Linked DNA regions of Homo sapiens: region 2 is linked to region 1. A link is a loop called in an ENCODE intact Hi-C map of the cell type or tissue named here. Cell type or tissue: CD4-positive, alpha-beta T cell. All regions are shown on one strand.

Region 1 (2,500 bases):
CTCCATCTGGCCCACTTTATGAGAAGTAAGAAAGGAGGAGAAAATGTTTTCCATATAAAAAACATGAGAGGTCTCCAAGTTCCTATAATTTTGAATGCATTCTACAACAACCGAAACTTGCCATATTTGCCACTTAATTGCCTTCTCTTAAAATAATTTTTTTCTGTTAAAATTGGGTGAACAGATGGCAAAATTATATGGTCATCTTACTCTGAAAGCCACTCCTGCCTAACTGTAAATTAACATCAAATAACCTTACATGACTCAAAACTTTTTTTTATGTAATAAGGCTTACTTTTTAATAAGATTAAATGTCCAAAAAGTAAGTGGTTTAACAGATTTGTTAATTAATTGATACTAATCAGAAATGGTTAAACATATTTTGACTTTAATTCACAGGAGGAACAATCAATATCCTACAAAGGGGCAGAAGGAGCAGAAACAATTCCCCCTTGCTCTTGGCTCAATGACTTTAGCCATTAAAAGCAAAAGAACATTTACTTTAAATGTATCATTACAATCAATTCAAAACACATACAGATAGCTGGTAGAAGAGTGTTTCTTCATACCACTTGGTCCAAAATGTATTATTTTTCACAAAGGCCTCATATGGCAAAGACCTAATTTTCTCCTGCCATCCTCATTCCCAGAGAAATCATGAACAGATAAACTATCTCTATGTAGTATGATTTCCTAAATGTTATTATTTTTTATTTCTTTTTAATATAATGTTAAAAATTCTACTTATAAAGTTGCAATCAATGAAGTACAACCACTGGTTTACAATGCTTTCAGATGTTAAAAATAGTCACTATTGTCAAGGGCAGCAGCTAGAGAATTATGCTAAAGGTTAAAAAAAAAAGTCTCCAATTTCATCTCAAAATTGAGACTTGAGTGGGAAATCCAACAAAAAGTAAAGGGACATATGAGTTACCACAGCCACTGTGGAGATACACGCTAGTAACCAGGTTTTTTATCCTTTTATCTACAGGGAGGGAGAGTGGTTAAGAGATTTGTTTAAGGGCAGATTAAGTTTGAGTTCTGAGATTGCTGTCAAACAAAATGCAGATCAGATGCAAAAACATTAGAAAGCTTAATATTGCTGACTCCACGAGGTGTCAGTAGTGCTTCTTGTGTCACTCTGGGTAATTTCCTGGGTTAGTTCTGAGAAGCCAGTCCCACAGGAAGAGGTTATCACAGAGAACATCAGTACCTGCCAGTGCTCTTGCTTATGTGGCATGGAGCCTGGTGACACACCGTCCACCTCATGCTGCAGCAGCACACACTGGGACTATCAGCGCTGAAAATCTGGTTTAGGTGAAGTCACCACCATCCAGCAACACTATGATATCTAAAGAGTGGTCAGATTGTGATTGGACAGATCAGGGCTACGGCCATCTCCCATAATCTAGTTTTTCATATGCATGATCCAGTATGAAAGCCACGGGACTAACTCTAAAGTATATTCTTCCATGCAAGAGAAAAGGAGACTCAAACTGTTTGGTTTTACATAATTTCTGGTGTCAGTTTAAACACAACACCACAAGGACCTCTGAAGCAGCACACAGTGGCCTCTACAGATCATAAACCTGCAGCTGCATGTAAAAAACAAAATTATAAAACCCCTGCCATCTATGCCACTAGTAACTTTTAAGCCGCATGTACAATTCCAAAAGGGGAAACTGGGAGAAAACAAGTTCAACATACTAGGTTTATCAATAAATGCACATATTTGGACTCCATGTAACCCAAAGAGCATATTTTAAACCCACTGATTTATCAAATCTATGATGCTATCGGTTATGAAATACAGTATTTTATGTAACACTAAAAAAATTGCCAACTAAACTATAACCCATCAACAATTGTAAGATACACCCCAATTTCAGAGATGTTGAAATGGGAAACACTGCATCTCAGAATTTGTGAAATACAATGGATATTTTTACTAAGAAAGTTTATGTTTTAAAAGGAAGCTTCACCTTCCTTTTGCAAAATCTCTAACCAGGATATTTTTGGTACTGTATAAAAATGTCAGATAGAATGTGCCATACTCTCACTAAAAACTTTCTCTCTGCCTCTGAATTCTCCCTAGGGACTTAAGTCTTTGCAAAGCTCACAAATGAAATTTAGATGTCAGTTCAACATAACCTTGATTGATTTTGCAATATTATCTACTAATTAAAATAAAATGTTGGCCGGGCACAGTGACTCACACCTATAATCAGAGCACTTTGGGAGGCCAAGGCAGGCAGATCACCTGAGTTCAGGAGTTCAAGACCACCCTGACCAACATGGAGAAACCCCATCTCTACTAAAAATACAAAAAATTAGCCGGGCATGGTGGTACATGCCTGTAATCCCAGCTACTTGGGAGGCTGAGGCAGGAGAATCGCTTGAACCTGGGAGGCAGAGGTTGCAGTGAGCCGAGATCACGCCACTGCACTGCAGCCTGAGTGATGAAAGCCAAACTCCATCTCAATAAATAAATAAATAAAGA
Region 2 (2,500 bases), 270 kb after region 1:
GCAGTGAGGTATGATCACGCAGCTACACTCCAGCCTGGGTGACAGAGAAAAGTCCCTACCCCTATTAAAAATAAAAAAGATGTCCAAGATATGCATGCTAAAAACTATAAAACACTGATGAAACAAATAAAAGAATATATAAATAAATGAATTTCAGGGATTGAAAGACTTTATATTTTTAAGATGTCAATTTTCCTCCAATCGACCTGTATTAATGTAGGCCAAACAAAATCTCAGCAGGCTATTTTGTGGAAATAGACAAGATGATTCTAAAATTTATATGAAAAGATAAAGGAGCTAGAATAGTTTAAGCAATTCTGAGAAAGAACAATAAAGTTAGGACTCACATTACCTGATTTCAAGACTAGAAAATTGAACATCCATATGCGTAAAAGGGAACCTTGATCGCACACCTCCTATCATGTAAAAATTAACTCAAAATAGATCACAGATCTAAACGTATGAGCTAATACAAACTTTCAGAAGAAAACAGAAAAAAAGCTTTGTGACCTTGGGTTGGGCCAGTGGTTCTCACCCAGGGGATATATGGTAATATATGAAGACATTTTTGGTTGCTAGAACTAGGCATGGGGGTACTATTGGAATCAAGTGGGTAGAGGCCAGAGATTCTGCTAAACATCCCACAATGCACAAACAGCCCTTCAGAAGAATTATCTAACTCAAATATCAACAGTATTAGTGTAAAGAAGCCTTGGGCTAGGCAATGTTTTTTTAGATTCAACATCAAAAGTAAGATTCATAAAGAAAATTCGACATCAAAAAACTTAAAATCTTTTACTCTTGTAAAGACACTATCACAAAAATGTACAGCCAAACTTCAGACTTGGAAAAAATATTTGGAAAACATATATGCTTATTTGGCAAGTAAGTGCAGGAAAAGAGGATCAACATCAATAGTCATCAGGGAAATACAAATTAAAACCACAATAATTAAGATGAAAATGACTGATCAGTGCAAACAATGGCAAGGATGTGGAAGAACTAGAACTCTCATACGATGCTGATGCAAATTAAAATGGTATAATCACTTTGGAAAATAGCTTGGCAGTTTCTTAACAGTTAAACTATTCTATTTTATTCTGTTCTGTTCTGTTCTATTCTATTCTATTCTATTCTATTCTATTCTATTCTATTCTATTCTATTCTATTCTATTCTATTCTATTCTATTCTATTCTCTATTCTATTCTGTTCTATTCTAATGTAGTTACCCAAGTGAAATGAAAATTTATGTCCACATAAAAATTCATACACAAATGTTTATAGCAGCTTTATTTTTAATAACCCCGAAGTGGTGACAACCCAAATGTCTAAAATCAGGTGAATGAATAAACAAACTGTGGTCTATCCATACAACAGTAATAAAAACGAATGAACTCTTGATATGCAGGACAACATGGATTATCTTAAAAACAATGACACTCACTTAAATAAATCCCCAAGCCACCCCCTAAGAGTAAATACTGTGTGACTACATTTATATAAAATTATAGAATATACAAGCTATTTTACAGTGACAGAAAGCACTAAGATTCCCTCATATAGGAAAAATAACTCATTTCCAATGGTTGTATTATGCTGGACTGAACTGAATGAAGAAAATCACAGGACAGATGAATTGAATGGATGATGACAAGGTTTTGCAGTAGAAAACTCTAAATCAGGGGTGTCCAATCTTTTGGCTTCCCTGGGCCACACTGGAAGAAGAATTGTCTTGGGGCATATGTAAAATGTGAATTGTCTTGGGCCACATGTAAAATATACTAATATTGGCTAGGCGTGGTGGCTTATGCCTGTAATCCCAGCACTTTGGGAGGCCGAGGCAGGTGGATCACCTGAGTTCAAGAGTTTGAGACCAGCCTGACCAGCATGGTGAAACTCGTCTCTACTGAAAATACAAAAATTAGCTGGGCATGGTGGCGCGCTCCTGTAATCCCAGTTACTTGGGAGGCTGAGGCAGGAGAACTGCTTGAACCCAGGAGGCGGAGGTTGCAGTGAGCCAAGGTTGCACCATTGCACTCAGACCTGGGGAACAGAGTGAGACTCTGTCTCAAAACAAACAAACAAACAAACAAACAAAAATATATATGTAGATATATATAGATACTTACATATACACACTCATTAACAATAGCTGATGAGCTTAAAAAAATCACAAAAAAAATCTAACAACATTTTAAGAAAGTTTACGAATTTGTGTTGGGCTGCATTCAAAGCTGTCCTGGGCCGCAGGCTGGACAAGCTTGCTCTAAATGGTGGCAAGAAAAGGTGACTATTAGCTATTAGACTATTTGGGTGTTATTCTGTGTCCATGTGTTTCCAGACTCCACCTAATGCCCCACAAATAATGTCTAAGGATCATGATTTCCCCCAACAACATTACAGGGATAAGACTTTGCCCTGTTTTCATTAAACAAGTCTAATGTGTCATTTTAGTGACTCAAGTCTAACCCCATCTTTTATTGCACAGAATGTCAAATT

Evidence for each region. Peaks named below come from ENCODE experiments on the same cell type or tissue, not always from the same donor. Only the 100,000 strongest peaks of a DNase experiment are listed, where the experiment ranks them.
Region 2: it touches region 1 in a loop (4-fold over the local background); 7 of 110 quality-filtered maps call a loop at or near these places.

What each region holds. Positions count from the first base shown.
Region 1 is chr15:52,330,486-52,332,985 of GRCh38, forward strand. It overlaps MYO5A (myosin VA), which reads right to left. Exons shown (of 42, transcript NM_001382347.1): 35 at 1-14. Among named protein-coding and RNA genes, the nearest start is that of MYO5C, 36 kb to the left of the region's middle. RefSeq lists an enhancer at 1,263-1,392. In CD4-positive, alpha-beta T cell, a CTCF peak has its summit at 1,104 (motif pointing right); a DNase peak (open chromatin) is centred at 1,156; H3K27ac peaks cover 383 bases.
Region 2 is chr15:52,596,053-52,598,552 of GRCh38, forward strand. The region is part of intron 9 of ATOSA (atos homolog A); the gene reads right to left. Among named protein-coding and RNA genes, the nearest start is that of ARPP19, 28 kb to the left of the region's middle. In CD4-positive, alpha-beta T cell, no CTCF peak of the experiment used is centred here; no DNase peak of the experiment used is centred here.